Linked DNA regions of Homo sapiens: all the other regions are linked to region 1. Evidence: chromatin contacts called from ENCODE Hi-C or POLR2A ChIA-PET data. All regions are on one chromosome and are shown on one strand. Each heading gives the region's core, a stretch centred on a gene start or an enhancer-like site at or near the end of the contact. The rest is flanking DNA. Distances are from core to core; before and after follow the strand shown.

What was found. A loop is a pair of places that touch in the nucleus more often than their neighbours do. ChIA-PET counts read pairs that join two places held with the same protein, here RNA polymerase II (POLR2A). Pooled maps may share reads with other maps.
Region 2: a map with no recorded cell type shows a loop between it and region 1 (11-fold over the local background). The contact joins the enhancer-like site here to the promoter of RCOR3 in region 1. A Hi-C loop is called at or near these places in 3 of 37 single-sample maps with no recorded cell type and 8 of 50 pooled maps. POLR2A ChIA-PET finds 5 or more read pairs at or near these places in 3 of 52 experiments (A673, activated CD4-positive, alpha-beta memory T cell and activated naive CD4-positive, alpha-beta T cell).
Region 3: a loop to region 1 is called in a map of endothelial cell of umbilical vein, with 3 times the contacts of the local background. The contact joins the enhancer-like site here to the promoter of RCOR3 in region 1. A Hi-C loop is called at or near these places in 1 of 168 maps with a recorded cell type or tissue (endothelial cell of umbilical vein), 1 of 37 single-sample maps with no recorded cell type and 8 of 50 pooled maps. POLR2A ChIA-PET finds 5 or more read pairs at or near these places in 1 of 52 experiments (WTC11).

What each region holds. Positions count from the first base shown.
Region 1 is chr1:211,257,158-211,261,534 of GRCh38, forward strand. RCOR3 (REST corepressor 3) reads left to right here and starts at 2,209. Exons shown (of 12, transcript NM_001136223.3): 1 at 2,209-2,569; 2 at 2,951-3,007. The coding sequence starts at 2,404. LOC105372902 (a long non-coding RNA gene) reads right to left here and starts at 2,035. Exons shown (of 2, transcript XR_922552.3): 1 at 1,579-2,035; 2 at 656-1,418. RefSeq lists enhancers at 1,028-1,147, 1,422-1,923, 2,426-2,925 and silencers at 1,628-2,417, 2,488-2,787.
Region 2 is chr1:211,414,053-211,418,592 of GRCh38, forward strand. All of the region lies in intron 4 of LINC00467 (long intergenic non-protein coding RNA 467), which reads left to right. It also overlaps the pseudogene SNX25P1. Among named protein-coding and RNA genes, the nearest start is that of LINC00467, 34 kb to the left of the region's middle. Within about 2 kb of position 2,117, at least 14 of the 41 ENCODE cell types and tissues checked have a DNase peak (open chromatin) inside an H3K27ac peak, as active enhancers do.
Region 3 is chr1:211,467,879-211,472,007 of GRCh38, forward strand. No RefSeq gene overlaps it. Among named protein-coding and RNA genes, the nearest start is that of RD3, 22 kb to the right of the region's middle. Within about 2 kb of position 2,338, at least 2 of the 41 ENCODE cell types and tissues checked have a DNase peak (open chromatin) inside an H3K27ac peak, as active enhancers do.

The DNA.
Region 1 (4,377 bases), core at 959-3,458:
CTTCTTTTCCTCTTCTAACCCATTACAGTCAGGCATTTCCAAGATTTCGCCTTAGACCTTTTCTCTTTGTATATTAGTCCTTGTTAGCTATTGGGAAACATTTTAAGGTCCATTATTATTCAGAACCAGGCCAGCTTCAGGTGCTTTCCTTTTCTTCAGGAACAAAACAGAAACCTATTATACTTTCCTGTTTAAAAAATGCCATACTCTCCCCTCGCCCAGGTTCTTCTCCTAACTGTGGAATGCAGTCTTCTCTGCGTCTGCCCTTTTGTGCTGTGCTCGAATGGAATCTTCTCACTTTACTGGTTTTACTAATAAACAGAAGTTACAAAGGTCCCTAAATCTTTCCAACGTTTTGGTTCCTGATCTATATGCAGATTCCCTTCTGCAGGAAACTGCATGGAGTGCCACAACATTGGGTGTTAGAAAGCTGGCTGGCTCAGAGGCCTCAGAGTGAGGAGCATTTGACAGGGTCTAGCTTTTGTGTTACAGGACCAAAGAAGCTGAATCATGTTCATTAGAAACTGCTGCATAAAGACCAACATACCAGTGTATTAATTTGTAATGAAAAATAACGACTGTCAAGGAAAATGGCTATTCATTTCATTTGGCCAGGGCATTCTCTCCTTGTAGGAAAACTATACGGGAATTAAAATAATATTCAGAACTGCATTTATTGAGAAAAGGAACAGAATAAAAGGTCCAGTTTTATGATTCAAATATTTAATGGAATCACATTAAGCTTTAATAGAGAGATGAGACTATCTCTACTACTAGAACCAGATAGTTTTGTACACACACAGGAGACTTTTCACTTCAGAAATATTTACTTCCCAGGGTTTTCTTGGCTCAATTCCTGAGTTAGATATATTATTTCTCTCAGTAAGGTTTGCTCTGGCCAGAGACGTTCATTTCTGGTTTGATCCACTCTGGATTGACCCATAATAGAATTATTACAAGACAGTATTTTCAAGTGTTTGGAGAGTATCTGCTGAACCCCAATACCGCTCAGCATACATCTGCATACTAGAGGCTCACAGTTAAATCCTCACTTATTTCTACTTATTCGTCAGTGGGGGGGAAGAAATCAGAAAAAGAGGAAAAGAAAATCATAAACAGCCCCCAATGCCAGGCAGCCTGGCACGCAGCAGATGCCCTCAAATCTGGTGAAGGAATAAACGCAGTTTCCTACTCCTTTCGCCGAATGCAATTCAGAAAAGCATTACAGAGCACAACTCCTTCCAGGCTGGAAACGCTGCCAGAAAGCAGCTCTCGCTTCACCTCTGCCGGGGGACTCCGCCCTCTCCCCCAGCGCTCCAAGCGGAGACCGCAGGTCAGCAAGAACTGAAAACGCGTCTACTGGGCCAGGTCTCATGTTTATCTTATTTCCCCCTCACTCCACAGCACTCACTCCCCAGCTATTAAAACAGAGAAGAAAAAAAAGGAAAGAAAGATGGTAAGAATAAGACAGTAGGGTTAGGATCGGGGAGAGGGGCTTCAGCAAAAAACAGTTGCATCGCTCAGCCCCGGAAACTCATCCCGTCATCCCCAGACTCTCTCTCGGGAACTGGGCCCTACTTCAGAGATCCAGAAACAAAAATTGTAGCGTCGAGATGGTTAGGGCCGAGTCTACTTCTTTCGCCGGTTGGGCCTCAGAGCCCCAAGGCCGCCCTGCTATACTGCGCGACTGCACCGCGGGCCAGAGCGCGCCCCTAGCTCGAGGCTGCCAGCGGACACCGGGAAACTGAGCGGCCTGCGGGTCCAGACATCTGAGGAACGCCGCGCTCAGGCCCGTGCCTGCAGCCCGGTCCGCAGAGGGGGGGGGCCGCTCCCCCCGGTCGCCCAGTCGGGTCGCGCCGGTCCTTTCTCAGGGTGACCGCGTTCCTTCCGCCCAGAGAGGGCAAAGAGTCCCGCTCCCTCGTGTGCATCTCCCGCCCGCGCTCCGGAGCGCCCCCTAGGAAGAAAGCCCGAGCGGCGGCCACGCCTCGGTGGCGATTTTATTAGCGCTTGGTTGGGGTGGCCCGGCTGCCTGCGAGCGGGGTTTCCCCGCCCCTCCCCCCTTCCCCTCCCCCCAGGCGGCCGGAACCTCCCTGCGGAGCGGAGTGATACCGGCGGCGGCGTAGAGCGCGGTGCGGCCGAGGGGCGCCCGGGACTGCGCGGGGCGGGCGGCGGCGGAGGGAGGAGGGGAGAGAGGCGGGGCCGGGGCGGGTTGTTGTGAGGCGACTGCGCTACTGCCGGAGCGGGGCGGTTATGGCGGCTCCATATTAACAGCCTCCTCCTCCTCCGCCGCCGCCGCCGTCTCCTCCTCCTCCTCCTTTCCCTCCCGCCCGCGCTCTAAGCCATCTCCGCCTTCACCCTGACGCCTGCCTCTTCCCCTCACCTTTCCCCCTCCCCTGTTCTACCATGCCCGGCATGATGGAGAAAGGGCCCGAGTTACTGGGGAAGAACCGATCGGCCAACGGCAGCGCCAAGAGCCCGGCAGGCGGCGGCGGCAGCGGCGCCTCGTCCACCAACGGCGGGCTGCACTACTCAGAGCCCGAGAGCGGCTGCAGCAGCGACGACGAGCACGGTGGTAGCCTCGAACTCCTCCCCGCCAGCCCGCCTGCCCCCCTCCCTCTTCCCCTCCCCCAGCCCCCTCCCCTCGCCGCTCTCCCGCCCTCCCTCCCCTCAGAGCCTGGGCGCTGCGGTAGCCTCGAACTCCCGGTGCAGTGCAGCAGCACCCCCGCGACCCCCCGTCCCTCCGCCCTCGACCAATCCTCCGCCTTTGCCCCCCCCCGCTCCCCGCCCCCAATCCGCTGCCATCTCCCGGAGTGCCCCGAGTTGATATCTTCCCATCCACCCGCCGCTTCTTTCCTCCATCTAGCGATTTTTATTTTTTAAGTGTCTCTTCCTTTTTCTTTCTTTTCTTCTTTTTTATTTTTTATATATATTTTTTGGCATTGCTTTGCAGATGTTGGGATGAGAGTCGGAGCCGAATACCAAGCTCGGATCCCTGAATTTGATCCAGGTAGATATATTTGCTTAAGCAAAATCTCATATCCCCTTTCCTGGGCTTGGTTTGGGGTGGACGGGCTAGGAGTCCGGGCATGGGGCCGGGAGGGGATGCGGGGTTGGGCTGGGCAGGCATCCGTGGCGGGGAGGCTGTCAGGCTTGGCCGGGCTGTGACACTGGGCGTGTGGGCAGATGTGTGCACTGCAAGGTTAACATGGTTCCCTTCGGAGGCCACTTGCCCGCTGGGGGCATCGCCTTCCTAGCCCTTGAGCCTGGGGCAGGGTCGGGGTGAGCAGAGGGAGACGGCCCTTGGCGGAGTCCAGGGTCCGAGGCCGCGGGCTGGAGGAGCAGGCGTGCGGACTGTATGGACGAACCGTGCAAATGTCAATTGCCACCTCGCTCGCCCCGGCGCCGAGGGCCGCGCTCTGTCGGGCGGGTGGCAGAGGCCAGGGCGGCTGTCACCGGCCGGGGAAGCCAAGGGCGAGCCCTGCCGACCTGTGCGCAGCCGGGATTGTCTCTTTTCTTTCTTTTTGGCTAGGTGGTGTAGCTTTGGTCGCGGCAGCTCTGCGGAGTGCAGGAGCCGCGGAGAGAAAGGGGTGGGGGAAGGGGGTGGGGAGACGCCAGCGGCAGGCACACCTCGCTCGCCAGCCAGCTCTGGGAAGTTAGACCACAGGACAGTGGCTGCAGCTGCCAAGGAGACATTTTCTCCCCGACCAGCCAGGTTCCAGCGTCCTCTGCCAACCCAGCTTGCGGGCTCCCTGTCTACTTTTCTCCAAACAGGCTCCCCGGCGGTCACGAGATTTCAGCCTGTGCAGGGATTGGGCGAGAGTTCCGCATATGGAGGCGCCCTTGCTGGAGCCTCTCGGAGTGGAGCGCGTTTCCTTCTCCCCACCCTGCCTGAGACCCTTCTCAGTTAAGGCTTTGGACAGACTTTGAAAGGGACCCACCTTTTTTTTTCCTCCTTACAGTTTGTCAATTTTTGCCCAGTGCCCATAATATTGCGTTTGTGTCAGACATTGGATTTCTATGTTAGATATTAAAGAGCTTACTTGTATTTTCTTGGAGAGAAACAATGTTTAATTATTAGGATACAGAGGCGTGTTTTTTTGTTCCTCCTCTCCCCATTAAGACAATGCAAAATGATATTTACCAACCATTTGGATTTCAGATAGCAGCTCTTCCTCCTGTCCCAAGTGAGGAGGATGAAAAGTAATGAGTCGGGACAGTCTCATTTTTAATAGGTGAAAACAGTGATGCAAGAGTGTTCACTAGATTTGGGTTGCCTTCTAAATGACTGGCTGGGAATACATTTTATTCAAAGACTATCAGTGTGTATACTGATGGGCTTCAAATAATTTTAAATGTTTTATGAAACTAATTTTCTTT
Region 2 (4,540 bases), core at 867-3,366, 160 kb after region 1:
AATTTAGAAAAGCCCAAAGACTCCACCAAAAACTCTTAGAACCGACAAATGAATTTAGTAAAATCATAGGACACAAAATCAGCATGCAAAAATCAGGAGTGTTTCTATATGCTAACAGCAATCAGCCTGAAAAAGAAATAAATCAATCTCATTTACAATAGCTACAAAAAATAAAATACCTAGGAATAAATGTAACTAAAGAACAAAGAAGTAAAATATCTCTACAAAGAAAACTATAAGACACCAATGAAAGAAATTAAAGGTGACAAAAAAAAATGAAAGATATCCCATGCTCTGGAATGGAAGAATTAATATTGTTTGAATGTCTGTACTACCCAGAGTGAGTTATAGACTCAATGTAATCCCTATCACAGTACCGGTGATATTTTTCACAGAAATAGAAAAAAAAAAATCCTGAAATTCATATGAATAGCTAAATGATCCTGAGCAAAAAGAAAAAAGAAGGAGGCATCACACTACCTGATTTCAAATTATACTATAAAGCTATAGTAACCAAAACAGTATGGTACTGTAAAAACACACACACAGACCAATGGAACGGAATAGAGAACTCAAGAAGAAATCCATGTACTTCTAGCCAACTCATTTTCAACAACGGTAACAAGAACATCCAATGGGAAAAAGGTAGTCTCTTTAATAAATGATACTGGGGCTGGGCATAGTGGCTCATACCTGTAATTTCAGCACTTTGGGAAGCCAAGGCAAGAGGATTGTTTGAGGCCTGGAGTTCAAGACCAGCCTGGGAAACATAGTGAGACCCCCATCTCTACAAAAAATTAAATATTAGCTGGGCATGGTGGTGTGTGCTTCTGGTCCCAGATACTTGGGAGGCTGAGGTGGAAGGATCACTTGAGCTTAGGAGTTTGAGGCTACAGTGAGCGGTGCGTGTCCCTCTGTACTTCAGCCTGGGCAACAGAGTGGGACCATTCTTAAAAAATAAAAATAAGTAAATAAATCGTGCTGGGAGAACTGGATATCCATGTGCAGAAGAATGAAACTAGATCCCCATCTTTTACCATATAAAAAAATCACCTTAGCTGGGCACGGTGGCTCATACCTGTAATCCCAGCACTTTGAGAGGCTGAGGTGGGCAGATCACAAGGTCAGGAGTTCAAGACCAGCCTGGCCAACATGGGGAAATCCTGTCTCTACTAAAAATACAAAAATCAGCCTGGCGTGGTGGCGGGTGCCTGTAATCCCAGCTGTGCAGGAGGCTGAGGTTGCAGTGAGCCAAGATCGTGCCATTGCACTCCAGCCTGGGTGACAAGAGCAAGACTCCATCTCAAAACAAACAAACAAAAATAGCCACAATATATAAGGAACTCAATAGCAAAAACCAAATAATCCAATTTTTAAAATGAGTGAAAGACCTGAATAAATATTTCTCAAAAGAAGGTACACAGATGGTCAACAGATATTTGAAGAAAAATGCCCAACATCACTAATCATCAAGGAAATGCAAATCAAAACCACAATGAAATACTATCTCACCCCAATTAGGATGGCTATTGCCAAAAGACAAAAAATAACATATGCTGGTAGAATGCAGAGAAAGGGGAACTCACCTACACTGTGGGAATGTAAAGTAGTACCTCCATGATGAAAAACAGTATGGAGGTTCCTCAAAAAATTAAAAATAAAACTACCATATGATCCAGCAATTTCACTGTTGGGTATATATTTAAAAGAAAGAAAATTGTAACATCAAAGAGATATCTGCAATCGGTGTTCCTATGTTTATTGCCTCACTATTCACAAATAGCCAAGGTATGGCATCATCTTAAGTGTCAATCAACGGATGAGTGGATAAAGAAAATGTGGTTATGTACATAGTGGAATATTATTTAGCTATAAAAAAGAATGAAGTCATGTTATTTGCAGCAATGTGATTTGGAACTGGAGGTCATTATATTAAGTGAAATAAGCCAGGCACAGAAAGACAAATATCACATTGTTCTCTCACATGTGGGAGCTAATAAATTGGATCTCATGGAGGTAGAGAGTAGAATCATGGCTATGAGAGGCAGGGAGGGGAAGAGTAGAGGGCAGGATGAAGAGAAGCTGGTTAAGGAGTACAAAAATACAGTTAAAAGGAATAAGTTCTGGTGTTAGTAGTACAGTAGAGAAATTACAGTTAACAATAATGTAGTTCATATCTTAAAACAGCTAGAAGAGTAGAATTGTAATATTCCCAACACAAAGAAAAGATAAATTCTTAGGCTGGCCAGGCTTCAGTCACAACACGGTGGGGCTCCCTGGCTGCGCCCGGCCCGGCAGCTACGGGCCCAGCGCCTGTTGGCGGCGCTGAGGGGTCGCCGAGAGGGGCCCGGCGGCGTCTGCGGGGGCCGCTCCCTCCGTGGGCCGCGGGCGAGGCAGGAGCGCGGGCTCCCCCTGCCTCCGGAGCGCCGGCGGGGGACGGCGGGGCAGGAGATGTGCCTGTCCTTAGCGGCCCAGGAAGCAGCATGCACCCCGATGCGACCGACAGTGGCGGCGCCGGCCTCAGCCCCGCGCGGGCCGCAGGCGCCGGCGGCCGTCCTGTCTCGGGCTTCAGGGGCGAGCGGCGGCCAGAGTCCCCGGGGGACGCCGAGGCAGCAGCGGCGGCGCCGGGGGCCCCGGGCGGCCGGAGCTGGTGGAAGCCCGTGGCGGTGGCCGCACTTGCCACCGTGGCCCTCTCCTTCCTGGGGCCCGGCAGCGGGGAGGCGGCGGGGGCCGCGGGGCTGAGCTCCGTCCTGCTCAGGCTCAGCCTGTACCTGAGCTGCGCTGCGGCCACCTTCCTGCTGGGGACCCTGTTCGCCCTCGTCTGCCGGAGCCCGCGCGCCCCGCCGCCCGACTTTGCCGCCGCCTGGAGCCGGCTGGCCGCGACCTCAGCCGCCCGCCGCCCTCCTGGGAGTCCTGTGTATGGAAACTCACATGAGTCAGCTCAGTTTAGAAGGGTAGTAATTTCTCATAATATGGATAAAGTTCTGAAAGAAGTGTTCGACTACAGTTACAGAGATTGCATTCTGTCCTGGTATGGAAACCTCAGCAGAGATGAGGGACAACTTTACCATGTGCTCTTGGAAGACTTTTGGGAAATTGCCAGACAGCTGCACCACAGACTGAGTCACGTGGATGTGGTTAAAGTTGTCTGCAATGATGTTGTGAGGACTTTACTCACTCATTTCTGTGACCTGAAAGGTGCTAATGCCAGACATGAACAGCCAAGACCTTTTGTGTTGCACGTATGCTTGAGGAACTCAGATGATGAAGTAAGATTTCTACAAACGTGTTCTCGGGTTCTGGTGTTTTGTCTCCTCCCCTCAAAGGATGTGCAGTCTCTCAGTTTACCTATAATGCTTGCAGAAATTCTCACAACAAAAGTCCTGAAGCCGGTAGTGGAGTTACTGAGTAATCCAGATTACATTAACCAAATGCTGCTTGCCCAGCTGGAGTACAGAGAGCAGATGAATGAACATCACAAGAGAGCCTACACCTATAGCCCCTCTTATGAGGACTTCATCAAGCTCATTAACAGCAACTCTGATGTGGAGTTCTTGAAGCAACTAAGGTCTGTTGAAGGAACGGTAGAGAAGAGTGGTAGAAGATGTGTGCTGGTCGTTTTCAACAACTGACTTTTGGGCAAGGTATCAAATTGTAGTGGAAATAATCCAAGCGACTACAATTAGCAGCTTTCCCCAACTGAAGAGGCACAAAGGTAAAGAAACTGCGGCAATGAGGGCTAGGAACATGAAGAGGTACATCAACCAACTGACTGTGGCAAAGAAGCAGTGTGAGAAGAGAATCCGAATCCTGGGAGGCCCTGCCTATGACCAGCAAGAGGTTGGGGCCGTGGATGAGGGGGAAGGGCCTCAAAGCCAGAAGGTAGAACTTTATAGTTTCTTGTTCTGACCCTACCAAGTTTATTATAAATGCTGATAGAACTACATATAAAGACTTTCAACTTAAAAAAAAAAAGAAAAATTTTTGAGGTGATAGATATCCGCTTACCCTGACTTGATAATTATAGATCGTATACATGTATCAAAATATCACATTGTGCATCTACTGATTTGGCAAATAAGCTAATAAAGAAATTTAAAAAGAAACAAAATATCACATATAGTCCCAAAATATGTATAACTATGAAATATCAATTAAAAATATTAAAACTAAATTGAGATATACATTGAAAAGGAGGAATGAAGTTACTATAATTATTAGGATGTGTGTTCTTACACCTAGACAACTCCAGAGAATCAGTTGAAAGTGTATTTCTTTAAAAATTATGGGGGGAGGGTGGAACAAAAAGGCAGAACATAGAGGAATTTGAGGACAATAAAACTATTTTATGTGATAATTGTGATGGTTAATAGTGTCAACTTGACTGGATTAAAGGATGCAAAGTATTGATCTTGGCTGTGTCTGTGAGGGTATTGCCAAAGGAGGTTAACATTTGAGTCAGTGGGCTGTGAAAGATAGACCCACTCTTAATCTGGGTGGGCGCAATCTAATCAGCTGCCAGCAAGGCCAGAATGAAAAG
Region 3 (4,129 bases), core at 1,088-3,587, 210 kb after region 1:
AAAAGTCACAATATATATAATAGACCAAAATTTAATGTTTTTAATATTTGCAGTCTGTGATAGTTTGGATGTTTGTTTACTCCAACCCTCATGTTGAAATTTGATCTCCAAAGCTAAAGGTGGGGCCCAATGGGAGATGTTTGGGTCATGCAGGTAGCCCCTCATGAATAGATTAATGTCCTCCCTTGGGAGTGAGTCAGTTCTCACTCTTTGAGTTCCTGAGAAAGCTAGTTGTTAAAAAGAGCCTGGCCTCTGTCCTCCCTTCTCTTGCTTTCTGTCTTGCCATGTGATTTCTGCACACACAGGCTCCCCTTTGCCTTCCATCATGAGAGGAAACAACCTGAGCCCCTCACTAGATGCAGATGCCAGGTCTTGAACTTTCCGGTCATCAGAATCATGAGCCAAATAAACCTTTTTATCTTTAGAAATTACCCAGTGTCTGGTGCTCCTACATAGCAACACAAAAGGTCCTAAGACAAAACCCTAACAGATTAATTAGAGAAAGAGATAGCCAAAATATTTGACTAGGTAATTCACATGATAATGCAAATTGCCAGTACATGTCCCTTTTCATGTTCAATCTTTCTTGTAATGAAATAAATGTAATTAAAATAACATTTTTATCCTACCAAACTAGCAAAGAGAGAAAAAAAACAATATTGCTGAGGGATCAGCTACCCCAATTCCCTGCTGGAGTCTGATTCCCCTCCCAAAAAAGTAGGCTGACTATAGTGACTTGCTTGATTAATAGGACAAAGCAAAAATGATGTCTTAAAACATCCATAGCCAGCTTTTAACAAGCCTGTAGCTTCTGCCTGGACCGTTTGTTCTTGGCACACTCTCTGTCCTTCAGAACCCAGCCACCATGTGTGAAAAGCCCAAGTCACATGGAGTGGGCAAATGGCCGGGAGGAAACATCTGCTTCCTATGTGGGTCAAGTTAGGGTAGCATCCTCAGCTAAAGAAGTGTGTGTTCTTTCTTAGACGTGTTAGTCATTCAGGGTAAATGGACCTGAAATATCTCAGGAGGCAGTCAAGCCACATGTATTATCCATTCTCAGGCTGTCTGGGTTGTTAGTGGTGGTTTGTCTATATCAACTGGTCCACAAAAGACAAAAATGACAGCCAACAGAATAACAGAGAATGACACCTAAGAAAATAGAAAAGAGGAAGAAAAAATGAATTATACTTCTCTTTTGGAGCTCTCCTGTGAGAACAAAGCGGGGATTGATATTTTTCTGGGGACCAACTGATTGTGGCCATCAAAATTCTGAGTCCTGAGAGGCATACATTTTTGGCTATTCAGCATTAGGCAGTAAGTTATCCTAAGTAAAAACGTCTCCAGGAAAAGAGAAGAGAAATCAAACACTGTGCTTTTGGTAGCTGTGGATTTGCTAAGTTGTTCCTAGAGCAGCATCATGTTGCAAAAGAAGCAGTTTTCTAGGAATCAAGAGAACTAAGTTCAAGTTACTGCCAGAGAGGCAGAGAGGCCTCTACAGCTGATGAGAAATGGGTTTAAATTCTGGCTATGCCTGCTACTCTCTTTACAACTTTGAAAAGTCAGCCATCTAAACCTCTGCTTCTGTACCTGTAAAATGGAGATAAAAATACCTGCCTCACCATGTTGTTTGTGAGGATAAAATGAGATAATGCACGCACCATGCTCAGCATGTGCCTTACTCACATAGTAAGTGTCCCAAAATGGTGGGTCATTTTCTTGCTACTCTTGCCAGTGATTTCCTGTTTGATGGTGGGCAAATTGCTTAGCTCCTGGCTACACTGGAAAGGATGTTGCTTTCTCATCTACCTCCCAGAGTTAGTGTGGAGGTCAAATGAGAAAATGAACTGAAGGAAAGCAATGTGATGTGGTGGTAGGTGGGAGGCATCCAAGCTAAGCCTCAGGAAACAGAGGCTACACCATGGGGACAGGTCACTGAGGACCCAGAGGCAAGTGAGCAAGTGGAAAATAAGAGCACACACATAACACAGCAAGAAGCCTTTGAACACCCTTCTGGTTCCAGGAGCTTTATATGCCTTGATATCAGTTAATTTCCACAACCACAGTGTCGTGCAAATATTGTTACTCAAATGAGAAAACTGAGACTCAGCAAAGTTAAGTAGCTGTGCCAAGGTCACACTGTTTGTAGATGTCACAGCAGGTGCTCCATGTCTGCAGCTGAGAGAGGATGTGACGGCGCAAGTCTCTTGTCCTGCCAAAGGCTATCCTGGGCAAACCTGCAAAGGGAGGCTGCTTCCGGCTGGAGAAGAATGGTGCACTCAGAGCGCACTCTGCTCCGGTACAGGCGCTGATCCATGGGGATCCCACAGCCAGCACAATGGACTCTCTGGCTGAGCCGCCCGTGACCACCAGGGGGCCTTCACGGGACCTCTGCAAATAAGAACAAACTTGATTCCCAGGACCGGCTCGCATCTGAAGATGGCTTTAAGCCCAACGGTCAAACATGTCACTTTTACCTGTTCTGAGGACAAGGGCAGCACCTGCACCCTCCCACTCACCTTTACTAGCTCCAGCTGCCTCCCTCCCAGTTCTACCACTTGGCACAAGAAGCAGGAAAGAGTTCCCTACAACCCACTCCCAGACAGCTATTTCTACCTGCTGGATTACAACTTTCTCATTTTCTCTCTCTCTCTTCTTCTCTCTCTCTCACCCCTTATGAATAGTGTCCATAACAGACACCAGATAATTTTCATCCTATGTAATTGTATTCTTGCAGGTTTATAAAAAAAGCTCAGATCTTATCACCCTCTCCATTTTCTAGTTGCTATAAAATGGTATTTGCAGCACTCTTGACAAGATACATTTTGGCCAGGCATGGTGGCTCACACCTGTAATCCCAGCATTTTGGAAGACTGAGGTGGGTAGATCACCTGAGGTCAGGAGTTCGAGACCAGCCTGGCCAATATGGTGAAACCCTGTTTCTACTAAAAATACAAAAATTAGCTGGGCATGGTGGTATTTTATTTGTAAAAAAAAAAATATGAAAATAGCCTGCAACCCCAGCTATTTGGGAGGCTGAGTCAGGAGAATTGCTTAAACTGGAAGGAAGAGGTTGCAATGAGCCAAGATCGTGCCACTGCACTCCACTCCAGGCTGGGCAACAGAGCGAGACTCTGTCTAAAAAAAAAAAAAAGATACATCTCATCTTCAAGCATTTCCTGAATGCTGCTAAGGAGATGATAAACATCGATCACAGCTGATAAACATCTATGTGATAAACTACTTTGCAACCATCTATCTCTAACATAAGATCACATAACCATTGTAATAGGTCCAAAGCGCATTAATCTATTGAAATGAAATCATTTGTGCATGTGTTAGAGTTAAATAGATTCAGTTGTGCCAACAGAGAATTTCCTGATTTCCCCAGAAAGAATAATCTAAAACCATAGTTTTCAGCCTTGGCTGCACAATGGAACCACCTAGAAAACTTTAGAAAAACTGATGCCTGAGTCCCATCCCAAGTTTCTGATTTAACTGGCCTGAGATGTGGCCTGGGTGCCAGATAATCTAATGTGCAGCCAAGCTTGAGAACCACAGATCTAAAAGATGAGGGAAATTGGGCTCAAGGGCAATGATTAAAGAGCCAGGTCTGGACACTCCAGAGGAAGGAAGGTGAAAAGTGCTCTTCAGTGTGTTCAATCGACTTTCAGTTACCCATACTAATTGAAGAGAAGACTGTCACAGACAACTGTAAGATCTTAAACTTGAAAGTTCTTTTATAGTTGGGAAAGCATTTGATCTTATTTAAACCTCACCACAAGCCTGGGCAGTAGAAAGGTATCTATGCTTCTCTAATAGATAAGGAACAGGAGCCTCAAGAGAGTGAATGATTTGCAAAGATGTAAGTGGCAGAATAATTTCACCAGAACTATAATCCAGAATGTTCAATAGCCTCAAAATTCAAACAATTTTATCTAGACCGTTAAATTCCTTTTGTTCCCCTGAGTAAGAGCAAAATCTGCTCATGGGTTAAAAAACCAAGCCAACCAACCAACCAAACAACAACAAAAACAGGAAACTTTTTAAGATAAGATGGAGTGGCAGAGAAAAAACAAAAAAAACAAAACGAAAAGTTTCTCAGAAAGCAATAATAGTGAGCTGACTTCAC